Linked DNA regions of Homo sapiens: region 2 is linked to region 1. The links are chromatin loops, found by intact Hi-C in ENCODE. Cell type or tissue: ascending aorta. All regions are shown on one strand.

Region 1 (5,000 bases):
CTATATGAAGAAGATGAGGCATAGAGAAGATGAGTAATTCACCTGTGCCACAGCAAACAACGAAAGAAGGTGAGTGCCCACCCTAGGTCAGGGGCAGAGCCTCTCTGTGGGGATGGTTGGTTGGGGGTGGGGGTCACAAAGCCCACGTCTGATGGAGACGTGCTGTTGGGATGATGTTGAGAAAGGGTGGGAGTGCAGAGAAGCCCCAACATAGTAGGCACCTGCAAGGGGCATTATTTAAGATTCCAGGGTCAACTTGGTGACAGCCCCATTTGGATTTGCACCTGTGCTGCCTCTGAGCTCTGTCTTCTCCTCTGCAGATAGAGTAACCAGGGCACCTGTTGATTGGGGGCCTCACCAGCAGGAGCTCCTGGCAGCGGCTGCAGGGTGTAGCAGCACAGGACAGACGCTGGAGGTGCAGGCGCAGAGGTCCTGGGGTAGGTCCTGTGGATCACACAGCACTTACAGAATATTCCAAAAACAAAACAAGAGAGAAGGCTGGTGATACCATGTCAAGTTAGAAACAAGAGAGAAGGCTGGTGATACCATGTCAAGTTAGAAACAAGAGAGAAGGCTGGTGATAACATGTCAAGTTAGAAACAAGAGAGAAGGCTGGTGATACCATGTCAAGCTAGAAACAAGAGAGAAGGCTGGTGATAACATGTCAAGTTAGAAACAAGAGAGAAGGCTGGTGATACCATGTCAAGCTAGAAACGAGAGAAGGCTGGTGATACCATGTCAAGTTAGAAACAAGAGAGAAGGCTGGTGGTACCATGTCAAGTTAGAAACAAGAGAGAAGGCTGGTGATACCATGTCAAGTTAGAAACAAGAGAGAAGGCTGGTGGTACCATGTCAAGTTAGAAACAAGAGAGAAGGCTGGTGATGCCATGTCAAGTTAGAAAAAAAAATATAGCACAATAGGATCCAGGTTCTATTTGAAAAAAAAAGAAAAATCAAAAAACAACTTAGGAACAATATTAACAGTAACTTTTCTCTGGCTGATAAAACTCTTGAGTGCTGCTTCCTTCCTTATTCATTTTATATTTCCCCCATTTCATTCCATAGACACTGCAATGTTATAACCCAGGTGTGGAATGGTCATTGAGTTAAAAGACACAGCACATTTCCTGGCAGGTGCCTCCTGACCCCCTCCCTTGTGTCTTCACCTCCCTGAAAAGTGGATGTTTTTGTACAGGTTGTGCATATCGGCGGCTCTGTGGCCAATCCAGTACTATCCTATCACGTGCTGGGGACACGATGTGGTCAGACGTATCGTCGTTCTCATGGTCTCAAGTTCACATTGTCTCTCACACAGGTACTTGGATCTGCTATAGACGGCCACGGGCCTCCTGGATTTGGTATACAGGGGTCCAGACACCTTGGATTTGATATAGAGGGTTTTGGGCCTCCTGGATTTGGTAAAGAAGGATTCAGAGTGCCTGGATTTGGTATAGAAGGATTCAGGGCTCCTGAGTTTGGTATAGAGGAGGCATGGCTCCTGGATTTGGTATAGAGGGATTCAGGGCTCCTGGATTTGGTATAGAGGATTCAGGGCTCCTGGGTTTGGTATAGAGGGATTCAGGGTTCCTGGATTTGGTATAGAGGGATTCAGGGTTCCTGGATTTGGTATAGAGGGATTCAGGGCTCCTGGGTTTGGTATAGAGGGATTCAGGGCTCCTGGGTTTGATAGAGGATTCAGGGCTCCTGGATTTGGTATGCAGGGATTCAGGGCTCCTGGATTTGGTATAGAGGATTCAGGGCTCCTGGATTTTGTGTAGAGGGATTCAGGGCTCCTGGATTTCGTATAGAGGGATTCAGGGCTCCTGGATTTGGTGTAGAGGGATTCAGGGCTCCTGGGTTTGGTATAGAGGATGCAGCGCTCCTGGATTTGGTATCAAATTTCCTGGATTTGGTATCAAATTTCCTGTCTCTTAGACTCTCTTTTTCTTTTTCCATTCTTCCAGCTTGCCTGGCTGCCTCTTCCCTGTATCTTACTCCAACAGGGGTCAGTGCTGGCCATGGTTATGTGGAGAGTTTCAAAAGCAGACATTGTCTCACAGATGACCTCTCTTTCTTACCCTAGAAGGACTCCGTGTAACATGAGGCATTCCTTTTAACATGTGGCATTCCTTTTAACACATGTTGAGGTGGTCAAAGAATACTTTTTGAAATAACTCATTTAATACAATATTTTATTTGGCAGACGCATGTTGATATTTCTCCTAGGAAACAAAAATGTGGACATAGGTTATTATTTCTCACTGTGGTTTTTAGCAGGCATAAGAATTGGGCATCTCAGAATAGAATGGAATACAGGAGCTTGATGAAATTTTAGAGACGGTCTAGCTCAGATGCTCTGCAGGAGACGAAACTGAGACCCAGAGAGCTGGGGTCGCACGTCCAGTCCTCGTGGTGCCCACGGAGGCCCAGAGTGTGGGAATCCTCCTGCAGCAATTCCGGCTCGTGGTCTAGTGATGTTCCCATCTCCCAGCTCCTACGGGAGGAAGTAAAATGAGGTGTTCATGAATTTCCCTTTTCTCCTGTGAATATGCTCTCAGGCTACAAGATTCTCTTGGTTTTCTAAAGGTTATGTTGATAAGTGTCTCTTTTTCAACATTTTAATTTGCATGTATATATGTGTATATATATGAATCTTAATCCATGGCTAGGCTCCTAAAGACAGCAGTTTTCTGTCAACAATATTTAAATAAACTCAAGCAGCTTCTACTCTCCCTCTATATGACAGAAATGCATTAAAAATCTTTGTATTATGGCATTTTGCATTCATATATTCAGTAGCAATAACAATTTTCCTTCACAGACACAGAAGGTTTATGCTTTCTCTACCAAAATTTTCAGACTTTGCCGGGTAGGACTTCATAATCATAATGATAAAACAATCTCCCTGCTGTAGTCCATGGCACAAATCCTCCTGGAGACAGTTTGTGAGCCTTGAGGAGGGACTCTCATTCCAACAAATAGTGACAATTTTTGCTAAATAAAATATTGCCTTTATTTCATTGAGCTGGGAATGCCCTAAGCATGAGATGTTGCTGTCTTTCCTCATCAGGCACCTGGAGCCCCACTGATGGCTGTCTGTGTGCCTTTCTGTGGCCCAGTGACGACTGGCCCTTAGGGTTGGGGCCCAATGGTTTTCCTCCCATGGGCTCACCACAGTGTCAGGCAGCTGAGGACTTTGCTAACATGTCCTGTCCTCGTTCACAGAGTCCTTGGCTCCGTCATTGTGTCTGTCTAGGACGTGCATGGATGGCTTAGGAAGAGAAGGCAGACAATGGACAGAACCAGACAAGGGGCCAAGCACAGGGCTGGAAAGTCACTCAGACAGATGAGCCTGTACCTGGGTCTCCTGATGTGTGTGCTGGAGGGTCTGGGAACCGAGGCTGACATGCCTGGTGTCAGGTTAATTTCCTTCTGTGTTTAATATCCTACCCCAAAATACATCTTTCAAGACTTTATTATTATTATCATTCTAGGACTTTTGTTGATGGGACATCTCTGTATGATCTTATGTGGCTCATTAAGGGATTCCTATTTATGACTTTAGCCACAGGGCAGGGGTATCACCTTCCTTTTCATTCTCTGATTACTCACTCACCCACTGAGAACTGCTGTGATTACATCCGGTGCCCCATAGGAGGTCAGGGCCACAGTTAAGGGATGGGGGAAGTAAAGTCAGGGGAAGAGGAAAAAGACGGATCCGTAAGACATGGGACGTGGCATAGAATTGTTTAGGAAATCCCAGTCTTCCTGAAAACTTAGGTTGTTTTTAATGACACATTTATTGGAGACAAGCCGAGTGAACTGAAGGAACCTCTTTTCTTCTGCCTCCATTTTTTTTTTTTTTTTTTGAGATGGAGTCTTGCTCTGTCTCCAGGCTGGAGCACAGTGGTGCGATCTCGGCTCACTGCAACCACCAACTCCCTGGTTCAAGCGATTCTCCTGCCTCAGCCCCCAGAGTAGCTGGGATTACAGGCACCTGCCACCACGCCTGGCTAATTTCTGTATTTTTAGTAGAGACTAGGTTTCATCATGTTGGCCAGGCTGGTCTCAAACTCCTGACCTTGTGATCTACCTGCCTTGGCCTCCCAAAGTGCTGGGATTACAGCTGTGATCTTCCTCCAATTTTTGTGGCTACTGCACAAATATGGATTTAGATGACAAATATCATGTATTAAAAAATCATGAGACTTGGTCCTTCCAGGAGTTTAAAAAGATGCCGTTTTGAATAAGACTCGAAGGCACAGCTGGGGGTTGAGATGAGGTCACCATGCTGTTGCCAAAGTGATGTCTGAAGTTTTAAAACGGCACATCAGTGATGGAGCTGCCAGACTTAGCAAATAAAAATACAGGTTACCCAGTTAAATGTGAATCTCAGATAAATCACACATGATTTTTTTTGTGCTATAAGTATATCCCATGCAATATTTGGGATATACTTATACTAAAATATTATTTATTATTTATCTAAAATTCAATGTAACTGGGCTCTTGGCAATCCTACCGATGACTATTTTATATAAGCAGAAACACAAACCATGAAACGTGTTTAGAGTAACGTCTTACCCAGAGCCAGGTCGTCTGAGCCCCAGTCCCTAGGAGGTGCCTCTGCTCTGTCGCTCTTCACCGGCAGGTCACCCCTGGACCCGTTGGCTTTGCTGGCTTAGGGGTGGGGTGTGTGTGGGTCAGGAGGCAGGAGGCTGGAGTATGAAAAGGAGGAAGCCGAAGGTATTAAGCGGAAGGGAAAGGAGAACAGGACCGGGATCTTTTGCATCCCGTCTGGATGATCACGCTTGGGGGATTGATTCATGGATGGATTGATTCATAGGATCGTTTATGTATTCAGGGGTGGTTGAGGACCAGGTTCTGTGCCGACCGTCGAGTGGTGGAAGCCGATGTTGCATAGGGAGTTACAACCCAGTGTGGGCGTCTCCTGGAGGAGGTTCAGGGGCCACTGAGCATGTTGCAGTGGTGTCACGCAT
Region 2 (5,000 bases), 520 kb after region 1:
TGGTCATGCCAAGTGGAGGTGAGGAGTGGGGCTACAGGAGGCTGATTTCCTGCTGTTCAGCAAGGAAGTCTTGGGTTGTTTGCCACTCACGTATTTTACGTTTCTAACTAAGACACAGGACTTCAGGAATAAGATTGCCCTGGAATGTCTCCATCAGTGGCTCTCTCCTGGGGTTGACTTGGCTTCCCACATCCCACCCGAGCAGGGGACATGTGGCAATGCCTGGAGGTAAGTTTGCTTGTCACAAGTGACAGATATGCACCTACCATCTAGTGGGTGAGGGCCAGGGGTGCTGTTGAACACACTGTGTACAGGACGGTCTCCTACCACAAAGAACTGTTTCCGTCAGAATGTCAACGTGGCTGAGGCTGGGAACACACACTCTAACTCTTTGGAAGGTGCTATGGACTGAATATTTGTGTTCCTTCAAAATTCATGTCGAAATCCTGACCTCTTAAGTATTAGGAGATGCCATCTTTGGGAAGTGATGAGGTCATAAGGATGGAGTCCTTAAGGATGGGATTAGGGCCCTTAGAAAAAATGGCCAGAGAGAGCTCCCTCACCTCTTTCACCGGGTGAGGACCCAAGGAGAAGGCACCATCAACGAGCCAGGAAACAGGCTCCCACCAGACACCGATTCTGCCAGCATCGTGATCTTGGACTTTCAGCCTCCAGAACTGTGAGAAATGAATACTTGTTTAAGCCATGTGTATTGTTACAGCAGCTCGAATGGCAAAGACACAAAGCAAGGACATGGCTCTGATATATTGAACTGAAATGTAAATTATATAACAATATTTTACATATATAGAAAATGTTCACCAAGGCAGGCAGATCACCTGAGGACAGATCAACACCAGCCTGGCCAGCATAGTGAAACCCTGTCTCTACTAAAAATACAAAAATTAACCAGGCGTGGTGGTGGTTGCCTGTAATCCCAGCTACTTGGGAGGCTGAGGCAAGATAATCGCTTGAACCAGGAGGTGGAGGTTGCAATGAGCTGAGATAGCACCACTGCACTTGAGCCTGGGTGACAGAGTGAGACTCCATCTCAAAAATAAATAAATAATAATAAAAAAAGTTCAGATAAATATATAATAAAATGATATAAATTTTAGAGCTATAATTTTAGGCTCTTATATATGTCCTCCCCATAATGGGAGCCCACTGCTCTGGGGTCAGTCAGGTCTCGTAAAGCAACATTTTTCTGGCTGTGTTTGAACTATTTTTCTCTAGTCAGAGTGAAAAGAAAGGCAATCCTGGCTTATAAAGCTAAACTTTGTCACTTGCAGGGAAAGAGTGCAGCTGTGTGTCGTGGGCTGGGTTCTGCGTAACCTCGGATGCCTCTCCTGGCCTCAGTTTGCTCACCTGTCTTAGTGTGATAATAACAGTATCTGCTTCAGTTTCCAAGAGGACTAAATAATACAAAACACATATCTTGGTGTTTTGTGCATAATAAACCTTAAATGAGTATTTGCCATCATTTCTGCAATGTTTAGCTTTGTATCTGAATTATTACACGGAAACGAATCTAAATTCAGAACAACTCACAAAAATAATATATTAACATAAGATCTTTTGAGTTAATTTAAAACATTAAATAATATTTCCAATGAGAGTTCTTTTTCTGCCCTTCTCCTCACCCCCCAAACTGTAAAGTGAACAAAGATGGTATCTGTTGATGGAACCCTGCCTCAAAGAGGTTTGGGAGATGACAGAGTTTGATTGATCTGTCACCTTGTGGAAGAGCCCACTTTACATGCTAACAGCTTTTGAGTTCTTCAGGAAGGAACGGCCTGTGACTGGCTGAATCAGCACTCAGCTCCTGTTTACTACCAAGTACAGTACCATTTATTTACCTTGGAGTAACCCTTCACCCAGCATCGCCTCTTGAAAGCTTCCGAGGAGAGGAAACGTACTTCAATATGAAGTCTTATTTCTCAACAGTTCTCCTGGTCGAGTTTAAAATTTAAAAATTATCTTGCCAAGCTTTCTGCACTGTGATTTATGCAAGAATGGTACAAGAATGAAATGGATTGTCTTGGCAGGCTGAGTCACTGCTACGATATCAGGGAGTATCTTCCTGCTGCAGAGGAAAGGGAACACGTCATGCTCTTTGAGTCACAAACCTTCTAATCATCACCTGTCTGAAAGGGGACCTGTTGTAACTGACTCAGCTGAGATTCGCCAAGCAGGCACGCTGAGTGAGTACAGATACCTGGTTAGCAGGTGAGGATGCTGGGGTGAGATTGGCAGCTGTCACTCTCTGAATTTTGACATGGAAGAGGGTCAATATCTGATGCAGGAAAAGTGGGCACCTTTGCATACTAACACAGTGGGCTCACTTACATAATTACACACATTTATCGTCTGTCATTTAGGCCTTGAAATGTATGAATTAATCCTCCTTGTGATGGGAGCGCACTGCTCTGGGGAAAGTCAGCTCTCATAAAGCAACATCTTCTTGGCTGTGTTGGAGCTGTTCCACTTATTCATTCTCTGTTATCACATTCATTGTGCTGGAAACATTCCGGTCAATGTTTTCACTTTTCCTGGGATCCTAGACAATGTCCCCACCATAGCTGCTCTGGAACAAGCAGCTGTGTGGCGATGGTGACTCATTCAACAGAAGTGACTTGTCTCTGGTGAACTCTCCTCTCTGTCTCCTGCCTGAGCTGAAAGTCACAAATCAAATGATAAACCTGGAGCCTCAGCCAGTATCACCCCCGATCTTCAAAGTGGTTCTGAAGGGCCTCAGATGTCTGGCTATTAAGAAGTCCTTCAGGTTTTGTTTGCCTCGCTAATCCTGCCTGTCCTGCTCTTCAGATAGGCAAAGGAGAATTGCGCTAGGCTACAGCTCAGGGCCTTCATCTAAGGCTCTTGTCAACAGCTCTTTGGAGGGTCTGGAGGGCTGGGAAGAAGGAGTCGCAGGTTCCTAAACTACCACATTTCTTCCCACAGTCAAAGTCCTCTGGTCTCCCGAATTTTGTTTCCAACACGACCATGTTGTCTTTGGAAAGGGGGATGTGGGTGGGAAGAGTCTCTAGGTATTCCAAAGTAAATATCAAAGAAAAACTGTAACTGGGAGTTTTTATAAAGGGACAAGTTGTACAGGTTTTCCACTGATCCAGCTGAACCGAGGTCCTGTGGGAGCATCAAGCAGAAATTCCTACCAAAGAGTAAGAAACAAACCAAACGAAAATGATGCACACACAGAAAAAAGGAATAGCGTCTGCTACAATTGCTGCCTGTGCCCGGGTCATTATTTCTATGAGTGGGACCTGAAATGGACAGCTGTCATCGGTCAAGGCTGCAGCTGTGTGTCTTAGCTTTGCCTAGGGAAAGCTCTTTTCCAGACGGAATACAAATGCATTCCTCCTCCTCCTCCTCTTCTTCTCCTCCTGCTACTCCTCCTCCTTCTTCTTCTTCCTCTTCTCTTCCTCCTCCTCCTCTTCCTCCTCCGCCGCCACCGCTTCTTCTTCCTCTTCTTCCTCTTCTTCTCTTACTTCTTCCATAAAGTTGAAGTCCCAGGTTGAGTGAATAAATGCTTTTTGTTCCTTTGAGAGGTTCCCCTAAAAAATGAAAACAGAATTCTCTAACATCTTGCATGAACAAAAGAACACCTATTTACAAAAAAGCAAACAGCACATCCAGCATGCTGCTATGCACCTCACTTCTAGGGTGCAAACTCTCATAACTGTCCGAGGAGAAGCCAATTCCCCTTCACAGGTGAGGGCCAGTGAGGTGCTTCCTCAGGTCTCTTGGTCTAAGGAGAACAAGGCTGGTCTTGACTTCCTTAAGGCATAGCCATTTCCAACAGCGAAGCATATTGAAAAATTCTGGAGTCAAGTTGGCTTTTCAAAACCCACACCCCAAGAGAATGGCAAAAGAGAAATCAGCTGCTGCATTGCTGTTCAGTTTTGCTGTTATTGAAGCTATCTGTTTTAATTATTTCAATCAATGGTGTTCTTATGTGTACTCTTTGGAACTTTAAGCAAATGGAATAATGTAGAAAATCCAATAAATAAGTAAAGGGAGATGAAGAACAGAGAACACTGTGTTTTTCAGGGAAAAGAACAATAGCAGCAGTGGTGTCAACAGAGACTCCTCTTCTCTGTGGCCTTGCTGGCTTGTGCTGCAGAGATACTGGCTCAGTTCTCTTGGCCTTGTCACCTAAGGTCAACACCAGTCTCTCTTCTGTTATTTGGACTTCTTTAAGTAGCTAAAGGTCTCCCTGTGGCTGCTTAATTTCAGCCATCACTACAGTGCTTCTGAGCGACATCATGGTCCTACAGATGTCACTTATGTGTGTAAACCACAGATCTGCACCTGGGCAAACTGGTCCTCATGGAACCACGTCTTGCCGAGACAACCCTACAAACAGGAAACTCACCTGTGTTTATAAACACCATCTTACTTAGCGATGGGTCAAGATTCCCGGGCAGTCCTAGGAGCAAAGTCCCAGAGATTCCTGCATCGTCGAATCTTATTTGCCCTGAAAACAACAAATTACATTACTAAGTGAAGGGAATACACTCAAATTATCTCTAAAAGTGTAATTTGTCATCATTAGCAGAAAAAGGTGATTCAAAGAAACATTGTAAAAATCACCCTAAGGACATCTTCTCGGAATCTTAGAGAACAAGATGACTCACCTTTCCTGCCTTAACCAGCAACCTGTCTGGGCCTTGCTCAGAGCTCATCTCGCACCAGAACAGCCTCCCCGCTGCCTCCCTCTTCCTAGAGGCCATGCTGTTGCCATGTGGTTTAAATCATAGCTGATGCCTATGCGGTCCTACCATGTCCAGAACTTCTATTTATAGCGTCTCATGTAATTTTTATTTATTAGATAAGTGCAATAATCACCGGATGAAAAGAGGCACAGATGACCCTGTCCAGGAGCAAAGTGGTGGCAGGACTGGACCCATGCCAGGTCCCAGCCAGTCCGTTCCTCTCCGCATGGCCCAGCCGCTGGGCTCTGGAAGCTGCAGGCAGGGTCC

Evidence for each region. A loop is a pair of places that touch in the nucleus more often than their neighbours do. Peaks named below come from ENCODE experiments on the same cell type or tissue, not always from the same donor. Only the 100,000 strongest peaks of a DNase experiment are listed, where the experiment ranks them.
Region 2: a loop joins it to region 1, with 2.9 times the contacts of the local background. A loop is called at or near these places in 12 of 110 quality-filtered maps.

What each region holds. Positions count from the first base shown.
Region 1 is chr10:3,230,089-3,235,088 of GRCh38, forward strand. LINC02668 (long intergenic non-protein coding RNA 2668) reads right to left here. Exons shown (of 3, transcript NR_187504.1): 3 at 2,176-2,494. Among named protein-coding and RNA genes, the nearest start is that of LINC02668, 25 kb to the right of the region's middle. In ascending aorta, a CTCF peak has its summit at 1,983; a DNase peak (open chromatin) is centred at 2,013; H3K27ac peaks cover 2,551 bases.
Region 2 is chr10:3,753,094-3,758,093 of GRCh38, forward strand. It overlaps LOC124902540 (a long non-coding RNA gene), which reads right to left and starts at 2,204. Exons shown (of 3, transcript XR_007062364.1): 1 at 1,860-2,204; 2 at 564-677. It overlaps LOC105376361 (a long non-coding RNA gene), which reads right to left and starts at 4,957. Exons shown (of 3, transcript XR_930578.4): 1 at 4,867-4,957; 2 at 4,394-4,495; 3 at 3,488-3,572. RefSeq lists enhancers at 1,634-2,833, 4,735-4,954. In ascending aorta, no CTCF peak of the experiment used is centred here; DNase peaks (open chromatin) are centred at 2,128, 2,608 and 4,728; H3K27ac peaks cover 1,725 bases.